2 separate regions of the Homo sapiens genome follow, and region 1 is linked to region 2. A link is a loop called in an ENCODE intact Hi-C map of the cell type or tissue named here. Cell type or tissue: mesothelial cell of epicardium. All regions are shown on one strand. Region 1 has its middle 14 kb from the start of LINC01310. Region 2 overlaps TAFA5 (TAFA chemokine like family member 5).

Region 1 (5,000 bases), 270 kb after region 2:
AAACAGTGGCCTTGGGGTGAGCCTGAGGAGGGACACTGGCTCCTGGTCAGTAGCAGGAGCAGCTGTGGGTGGCAGTGCCATTACTGGGACAGGGAAGATGGATGAAGGGAAAATCAGAGGTGGGAGATGAGAGGAGCTGTAGCCACGGCGACAGCACCTTCAGAGCAGACAGTCCTGCCAGCTGCCTGGGCTCTGGGGAGGGTGTGGACTCCACAGGCACCTCTGGGAGTCAGGGGCATGAGTGGTGCTTAAAGCCACAGGGAAGCTCAAAGCCACTCAGGGAGTCGTGGGCAGGGAAAGGCGCCTCAGAGAGCCCAGCTGTGTGCAAAGGAGGGAGGTGAGGAGGAGCCGCAGAGGAGACTGGCCAGGAGCACCCGAGGAGGAGGGAGGGGAGGAAGGCGGTGGGGAGGAGGGAGGTGAGGAGGAGGGAGGTGAAGAGGAGGGAGGTGAGGAGGAGGGAGGTGAGGAGGAGGGAGGTGAGGAGGAGGGAGGTGAGGAGGAGCTGCAGAGGAGACTCGCGGGGAGCACCCGAGGAGCCAGGGGGCGGGGGCCATCGCAGGCACCATAGGGCCTCCCCTGTCCAGGCAGACCTGCCACACAGGAGCTGTCCCCACAGGGGATCCTCATCTGCCTCCAGAGCTCCACCCTGGGCGAGAGGCACCTGAGAGGCCCACCTGGGAGGGAAGGGGCAGGGGGTCCCAGAGCCCCCTTGGGGTTTCTACATCCATCCCGTTCTTTCTTCTCTTTAGATGGAAAAGGGAGGAGAGAGGGTGTTCTGGGCTCTGTGCACCAGGTGACTGATTGGTCGTTTTTCCTGCTTTCTCTCTAGTCACCCTCCAAACCTCCCAAGAGGGCACCGCCAGGAATCCCCAGCTGCAGACAGAGGGCTGGCGGCTCCCTGGGCTCCAGAGATCTTCGCACATCCCTGCTCTGCCAGGGCTCCCACCTTGCAGACAGGAGAAGGTGGCTGAGGCCCAGCCAGAGCCCCCCACAGCCTCGCAGCGGATAGCTAAAGAGGAAGCCTGGCTCAGCTACGCCTGGAGTCCGCCAAGAAGGGACAGCGCTCAATGGTAGAATGACACATGGGTGCTCTAACAGATTCCCGTTTTGTGAAGATGGACAAGCTCTAAGCAGGAGGACTTACAGGAGGTCAGCGGCTGGTGGCCCTGGCAGGGCTATCATGGACCTGTTCCATGAAGAAAGAGACACAGATCTCTCTGTGGAAAGGTGCAGGCTCTGCTGCAGGAGGAAAATGGCAACAAGAAGCCCAGTTGGTGAGTTGATGGGACTCCGTGCAGCCATCTCGCGTGGCCACCGTGAAGTATGGACCAGCCCAGGTGAGTGTTTAATTGATGGGACTCTGTGCAGCCATCTCGCGTGGCCACCGTGAAGTATGGACCAGCCCAGGTGAGTGTTTAGTTGATGGGACTCTGTGCAGCCATCTCGCGTGGCCACCGTGAAGTATGGACCAGCCCAGGTGAGTGTTTAATTGATGGGACTCTGTGCAGCCATCTCGCGTGGCCACCGTGAAGTATGGACAAGCCCAGGGGAGGGTTTAGTTGATGGGACTCCATGCAGCTCTCATGCGTGGCCACCGTGAAGTATGGACCAGCCCAGGTGAGTGTTTAGTTGATGGGACTCTGTGCAGCCATCTCGCGTAGCCACCGTGAAGTATGGACCAGCCCAGGGGAGGGTTTCAGGTCCGGAGATCTCAGTTGAGAGCATCACTGCTCCAGAAAATGACCACAGTGTCATTCTGAGCTCACCGAGGTATCTGTGGACACCAGGCCCCATGGGCGTGCTAGAAAATGGGTTCTGGAGCCCAGGTGGACACCGTTTCCATCTCAGATCTTTGGTCCTCAGCACCTGTCTGCTCCGACGTGGAGGTATCAGCTCCCTGCATCTTACTGAGACACAGGAGCCAGAAGGGTCCCGAGGTTGTCATCATGGTGCTCTCCCCAAGTGCCTCCCAGCTTTGTGTGAGATTGTGGGGGCACATGGCTTCAGGAGGTGGGAAATGGAACAGACACCTGCAGAGTCTGACGGGGCGCTGAGCTCCTTCCCTGCTCTGCTGAGACAGGCTCGGGCCTCATCTGTTATTGGCCAAGGGAAGCAAGGAACCAGGGCAGGTGTGAGGTGTGCACCAGAGGCACCCCTTGAGTTAGGGACGAAAGTCTGGCAGGGCCTGGAGCTACTGCGTGTTTAATCTCGGTGCATGGGTGTCTGCAGGAGCAGAGGGCCCGTCCCAGCGCCGGATCTGTGGTCTGTCCCTGGCTTTCTCCTGGGCATCCTGGAGACGCACAGCTCCCGGCTGTGGCTGTGGTCTTCTCCCTCTGTCCTTGGGTCCCTCCGCAGCTGCAGACTGGGTTAACCTTGAGAATGGACAGTGGTGGCCTGGCCGCTGAGTGACAGCCAGGAAAGAGCAAATATTGACTCCTCACCTCAGGAAAGGGGCTGACGTTCCTTCCGCAGGCGCACACTGACCTTGCTTCCACGGGAATCGATAGAAACCTCTCGAGTCGATAAATCTTAATGTTCCTTTCAACAGAAATCCATGCACCTCACTATTGTTACTTTTCTGGAATGGCGGGCAGGAGCAGGCCTGGGCCTGCGCCAGTGATCAGAGGGTGGTTTAGCCTCAAAGCTTCATCAGACCCTCCTGACTGAGACGACTAAAGACCCGTCCCCTCAGAGGGTGCTGATAGCCCCCCTGCAACTATTCACAGCCCACTGGGCCCACCCCTAACCCACCTCCTGCCTACAGGAACAGCATGGGGAGAGAGAGATGGAAAAGCCACACCCTGTCCCCTGCCTGGGGCAGAATCCCTCTTGTCTGCCAGGCAGGTGACTTGACGCATCCTTTGAGGGAGCTTTGAGGAATAGGACAAACCCTCACTGTGGAAGGCCAGAGGGTCCCCTCTCCTCCCTGGAACGATCCCCCAGCTCCATCTGCAGATCCTCCCCTAGCACAGCCCAGAAGCTGAGAACTGGAGCCCCCAGGATACAGTGGGAGGGATAGGGGTCCTGGGGCTCAAGAGGTCCTGGGACTCAGAACAGGCTGGCAGGAATTCAAGCATCTCTAAGAAGGAAGTTGAGGAGGCCTGGCGTTCCTGGAATGTGGGTTTGTGGTCCTTAAACGCATCCTTCATATTTAAAAATACCCCTTCCTCTCCCACCCCTGTCCGAGCAGCTCTAGATCCTGCTGGCCAGCCACTTCCTCAGATGAGTTCACTGAAAGCAGGAGTCGTCCTCCCATCCATGCACCTCTGAAGCCCAAGGACTTTCAGTGACTTTAGCCAGAGACTTGGGCAGCCACAACTCCTCTAGTGCTGATATGGTTAGGTTTCCTATCTCACCCAAATCTCATATTGAACTGCAATCCCCGTAATCTCTACGTGTCAAGGGAGAGACCAGGTGGAGGGAACTGAATCCTAGGGACGGTTTCCCCCATGCTCTTCTCATGATAGTGAGGGAGTTCTCATGAGATCTGATGGTTTCGTAAGGGGCTCTTCCCCCTTCACTTAGCACTTCTCCTTCCTGCATCCTTGTGAAGAAGGTGCTTGCTTCCCCTTCGCCTTCCACCATGATTGTAAGTTTCCTGAGGCCTCCCCAGCCTTGCTGAACTGTGGATCCATTAAACCTCTTTCCTTTATAAATTATTCAGTCTTGGGCGGTTCTTTATAGCAGTATGAAAGGGACTAATACAAGGGCCAAAGGGAGGCAAGGCTCATTGGTTTGGGTCTCATCACGCCCCCGTGTTCTCACCCCTGCTGTGTGAGCACGGAGGAGTCTGTCTTCCAGCTTGAGCTGGGCCTGCTGGGGATGGGCATGGGGCCCACATAACCCAGGACCTGGATCTGCTCTGAAAGAAAGGGGACAGGTTGCTCAGAGTGACTCTGCCCAGCTGTTAACTAGCCAGTACAGACATATGACACAGCCCAGTAGCGGGGAACATGGACAGCTGCCCATCGGGACCATAGCCCAGTCACCCCACTGTGCTGGCCTCTCCTCCTCTGATAGCACACGGCCCCTCTGGGCAACAAGAAGACAGAGGTGGCTCAAGCCTGGCCAGCTGGACCCCTTCCTAGAGAGTGAGGCTCCCTGGCCTCTCCCTGGCCAGAGACTGGAAAGCATGAATATGGTCTCATGGAGAAAAGCAGGTGCAGTGGAGAAAAGTGAATCCCCGAACAGAGACACAGACATGAGAGTGCATGGAGGGAGGGACACAGAGGCTGAGCTGAGCTGGCAGGGCTGTGTGGGCTGGCAGTCCCCTTTTTACTCCAACAGAATCATGGACTGCTTTGGGTCTCCCTCACTACCAAAGTGGGGGTAGGATTTTGCCACTTGGGGGTGGGGAGGGTGGTGGAGAGCAGGAGACTGGGGCTGCCCTCTGCCATGGCAGGTTCAGCCACAGCACCTGCAGGAGCAGAGGCAAGAGGAGCTTGAGGTGAGGAGCCACCAAGGAGCAGAAGGGATCAGGGAGCACTTGGCACATCCCTCTATCACTTCCAAGAACTGGTTCTGCTGCCCTGGTCACCAGGAGCCCCTCTTGCCACAGCAAAGGTTGCAAGAGCCATCTCAGGACCAAACGTGTTTGTGCATACCTTTGAGCCTGTGCATGTTAGGTTTCTAAATTGTGCCTTTCCACTCACATTGCTTAATCTGGGAGCTGAAGGATGGATAGGCATCAGGTGAAGAGGAAGGGAAATGCATTCAAGAGGGAGGAACCACCAAGAACCCAGGGACCACCAGCAATGGCAGCAAAGGGGGAGCAGCAGGAGGTGAGATGAGTCAGAAAGGAAGCATCAGCTCATTCAAAGCTTTGAGGCTTTGCATGGAGGGTGAGCTTGGTTGGTTGTGAGTCAGAGCCTGAGAAGTGGTCTGTGGGGGAGTGAAATGAGAAGCAGGTCTTCATGAAAGACCACTCTGGTGAGTGGGAAACTTGGAGATCAAATGTGGAAGGGGGAACAATGTGGGAGTGGACTTGGCTGGGGCAAAGG
Region 2 (5,000 bases):
ACACACACAACACACCACACACATCACACACGCTACATGCCACTCACCACACAAAATACAGCACACACGCATACACACGTATACAACACACAGCACACAACACGCTAAATACACCACATACCACAAGCACACCATTCACAAAATACATCTCACACACACACACCACACACACACACACAAAATACACTGCACTGATATCACACACACACCACACAGAAAATACATCACACACATTCACATGTACACACACACACCACATGCAGAATACACCACACACACTAGATACCACACGCACACCACTCACAAAAACATCACACACACAGCATACACTACACACACAGCACACACCACGCACACACACACAATACACCACACAGATGCCACACACAACAAAATACACCACACACTAGACACCACACACGACACACTGTGCACACATACCACATGCCAAACACCACACACACACAGAAACCCACAAACATACCACATACACAACATACATACACAGATAATATACCACCTAACCACACACAACACACACACATAAAATACACCACATACACATACAAAATATTCACACACACACACATAAAATACACCACATACACATACAAAATATTCATACACCACACAGCACACACCACACACACCACACACCACATACACACACACAACACATCACACACATGCCACATCCCACACACCACACAAAATACACCACACATACACCACATACAAAATACACCACATACACCATACAAACTAGATACCACACACCACTCACAAAAAACATCACACTGCTCATACCACACAGCACACACCGCAGACACACAATACACCACACAGATACCACACACAACAAAATACACCACACACACTAGACATCACACACACACTATGCATTATGCACACACACCACACACACCACAAACATACACAACGTATACACAGACACAGAATATACCACACACAACACACACACATAACATACACCACATACGCATACCAAATACGCATACCACACACACACCACACATACCCTGTGAAGGCCACGCACACACAAAGCGCAGAAACACACCCCCACACAAACACATGCCAAGACACACACACACAAACATACACCACATGCATGTTATACACACACAGCCAAACATCATAAACACACGTTACACCCATCACACCGCACACACACGATACCCCAAACACCACACAGTCTGCAGCTCACCCCGTGGGCCCAGCCTGGCGTTCTGGAGGAAGGGAGAGGAGGGTGGACCCCAGCTTCGGCCTCTGCCCCTGCAGCCTTGTCCCCATCCTCACCCGGACCCTGACCCTGGCCCTCGCTGGCTGGGCCTCTGCAGAGGCTTCCTGAGGAGGAAGGTACTGCCCTGACCTTCACAGCTGGGGCAAGTGTGGCCCAGTGAGGTCAAGGGAGGGTGCAGATCCCAGAGGATAGCAGGACAGGTGCAGCCACGTGGCTCTCTTCTCTCTATGACCCCAGGCAGAGGTGGCGTGGGTGTTGCCTGGGCATTGCACACGCACCTCCTGCTGCAGGCTGCATCACCCGTCTTGCAGGTCTTGTGCTCCTCCCAAGGGTCACACCCACCTATGCAAATAACCTTTGGGACGAGGAAGCCCCACCTGCAGCATGATACCAGGCTAGTGGCTGGGCTTCTGGGACCCTCGGTCTCCTCTTTGCAGGAAGGGAATGATAAAAGGAGTGGAAGCCCGAGGACTTCCACGGGGGTCCCCTGACAGATGGCCCCAGCAGTGACCTTGTGCAAAACCCAGGAGCCACCCCTGCCAAGTGCTGGGCGTGTCTGTGGAGCAGATGAGGCCACAGGCACTGGCCACAGGACTGCGCTGTCTGGAGAGGGATTCGCACACATTTGCAGGGGTGCAGGGCTGGTGTTCTCAGGATTTTGCCTGGCTTCTCTGGATCCGGAGGTCCTGGGAAGGTGGCTTGGACCCTGGTGGGCGGAGTCTTTGAAGTGCAGTCTGGAATCTTCCATGCACAGTTGGGCGACCTGGACAGTGCCCACTGTGTTCTCTAGAGAGTTCCTCAAGGATGCAGCCCCTTTGTCCAGACACTGTTGCAGGAGGCAGGGAGGGAGGCCTGCCCCATGTCCCCTGGATGGCAGGATGGGCTCCCACCTTGTGTCTGGCTGGGCTGTAGTGTGCGGGGCAGCCAAAAGGCACCCTCCGGGTAATCAAGGCCTACCCCACATGGGGACTCTGGTGAGAACCGGGCCTCCACCGACCCCCTGTCCAGGGTGCAGGAGCCAGGCCCGTGCTGTCAGCTGTGTCTGTTTGTCTGTGGTTTCCCTGTGGCTTCATGGCACATGCAGGTCTCTCTTCATGCTTTGGGTGTGGAAGCCGTCGTCAGCTGAGAGTGTTCTGTGGGTGGGTAGCTCTCCTTCCTCCTGAATTTGGGGTGACCTTCTGTGTGGAGGCCCATGACGGTTTCCCATGCATTCCGGGGCTCTGGGATGCTGTGGGCACGAGTTCTGGAGGGGTCTGCACACCTAGGTTCATCTCACGGGCCTCGGGGTGGGCAGAGGGTCCTGGACTGCAGGGACTTGCCCTTCTTTGCAGCTTTGTGCTTTGGTGGTAAAGAAAGGGCTGTGTCCTCAGCCACACTGGGAGCTGCTGCCCTTGCGTGGAACAGGAGCAGCTGTTTGTGGGCAGTCCAGGTGTGGGCTGCAGGCGGGTCGGGGTGGGCTGCAGGCAGGCATTTAAGGAAGTCACAGCTCCAGGCACCAAGGAGGCAGTGGCTGCTGGCCCTGTCCTTTGCTGCATTTCTGTGGACTCCTAGCCCAGGGAATGGAGCCCTGGAGGGTCCCAGGGTAGCCGGTGTCACCTGAAGTGTCCCAGGGACACCTGGTCCTCTGGCTGATGGGGCCGCCCTGTGGGGTAGGCCAGGCCCTGGCTCTCTGGCCCTCAGGGCAGGGTGCGGGTTCCCCACTTCCCCGGCCCTCACACACACCCTTCCAGCCACCCGCGTGAGCATGCTCCAAACACGGCCTTCTGCCCTTGCCTTTTCTTCTCCTTTTGCGTTTTAAAAATCAAATCAGCGGTTCGGAAGGCCTGGAGCTTGGAGGACTCACGCAGAGGCGGCCTTCTGCCTGCCCTCAGGGGCTCCTGAACTTCCCAGAAGCAGCCCTCCCTCCCAGGCTGAACTTTCTGTCTCAGTCCCCGCACTTTCCCAGCTAGGCGGGCTCCTTGTTCCTGCCCATTTTACTCCAGAAGGGAAGCAGGCAGGCCCGGGTTATCCTGCAGGTGCCAGGAGCCCCCTTGGCCAAGCTCCATCTGTGCATAATGGGGGCTCCAGTGGTTTGGGGGGTTGGTCCATGGGAGAACTGGATGTTCACCAGGGGTCAGCATTGGCCTTGAAGTGTGGAGAAGGGTCATCTTGGCAGAGGTGGCAAGGTGGTGAGCCCCTGGGGCTGAGCACAGGTGCGTCTGGTGAGAGGGGCCTGGCCATGACCGCAGTGACTGCTCTTCACTGTCACCTCCTTTGCTCCTCAGGCCACCTGCGCAGAGGGTGTGATCCTTGCATGACTTTGCCATTGAGGAAATGCAAGGGCAGAAAGTGCAGTCTCGGCGGCCGCCCGAGAACCAGGTGCCCTCTCTCCCGACTTTGCTCCCTGGATGGGGCTGCACTGCCCGTCCTGAAAGGCTCTGCTGAGGCATTGGGGGAAGGAAGGCATTGCTCGCAGTGGGAGGGGTCCTGCAGAGGGTCCCAGGCAGGGTGGGTGCTACCTTCAAAGTTGACAGTGGGACTCCTCACCCCGTCCCCTGTGTTGGACTCGAAGTGGGTCCCCATGGATTGAGTCTGGTGGCTGCTGGGTATCGGGGCTGGTTTCTGGGCTATGGTCTCTTGCTGTGACAACGGGGACCTGCGGGGATGGGGGCACGATTCGGTGCCACCTCCCTGCCTCTGTGGCCTCCCGGTTGGGGCAGGGCAGGGCCTGGAGGTTCTAGAAGGCCCTTGGTTCAGGTGAGCACAGTGCCTTCGGGGATGCTCCTGGCAGAAGACTCAGGAATCTGTGGGAAGACCCGTCCCCGAGACCATTCCAACTGGACCGCATGGAGCCAACCTGGCCCCCCGTGATCTTCCCTGGGTATATTTAGAAGAGGTCATGGAGCCTTTACAATACACACTCTTCAAAGTCAGCCTCTGCCTCAGAGAAGGTGGATTTTATTAGCCAATTACCTTCCTTCTCCTCCGATTACAGAAGCAGCCAAGCAGGCCTTCTGATTCGCTTCACCGATAGAAGAATGCAGACCTTGCTTATAAATAACTGTGCTTTGCAGAACCAGAAAATCCATCTTCAGACCCTCCTGTCCCCAGGGAATGCCTGCACAGTGACAACTCCCTGCTCCTGCCCGCTGGTTGCCTTGGGGACAACCTTGATAGACATGCTGGCCTCAGTTTGGCATGCACGTATTGAGTACCTGCTGTATGCCGGACATGGGCTGCTTGCTGGCGGAAGGTGGCCAGGGGGTGACTGGCTGGGGGTTTGGTAGGTCTCATGGGATCATTTATGTGAAAAGGCAGAGTGAGGACTTGAGTCTCTGCACCTGTGAGAAATGTACACCTGTGGGGTCAGTTGGAGGTCCCCAAAGACAGAGCCACCTGGAAACCAGGGTCGGTTGGAGGTCCCCAAAGACAGAGCCACCTGGAAACCCAGGGTCGGTTGGAGGTCCCCAAAGAGCCACCTGGAAACCCAGGGTTGGTTGGAGGTCCCCAAAGACAGAGCCACCTGGAAACCCAGGGTCGGTTGGAGGTCCCCAAAGACAGAGCCACCTGGAAACCCAGGGTGCTCTCTCATTTGGAAAAAGGGCCTTTGCAGATGTAGTTAAGGTCAGGTTCTCAAGATGATGGTGCCTTAGGTTAGGATGCACCCAAACTCCAAAGGCAAGTCCTTAGAAGAGAAGAGAAGCAAACAGAGAGGGGGCCTCGTGAAGATAGCGCAGGGTCTGGAGTGATGTGGCCACAC

Evidence for each region. Hi-C counts contacts between places; a loop is a spot of excess contacts. Peaks named below come from ENCODE experiments on the same cell type or tissue, not always from the same donor. Only the 100,000 strongest peaks of a DNase experiment are listed, where the experiment ranks them.
Region 1: it touches region 2 in a loop (15-fold over the local background); 2 of 110 quality-filtered maps call a loop at or near these places.

The regions. Positions count from the first base shown.
Region 1 is chr22:48,849,929-48,854,928 of GRCh38, forward strand. No RefSeq gene overlaps it. Among named protein-coding and RNA genes, the nearest start is that of LINC01310, 14 kb to the right of the region's middle. In mesothelial cell of epicardium, no CTCF peak of the experiment used is centred here; no DNase peak of the experiment used is centred here.
Region 2 is chr22:48,584,751-48,589,750 of GRCh38, forward strand. The region is part of intron 1 of TAFA5 (TAFA chemokine like family member 5); the gene reads left to right. The region is part of intron 1 of LOC124900480 (a long non-coding RNA gene); the gene reads left to right. Among named protein-coding and RNA genes, the nearest start is that of TAFA5, 98 kb to the left of the region's middle. In mesothelial cell of epicardium, no CTCF peak of the experiment used is centred here; no DNase peak of the experiment used is centred here.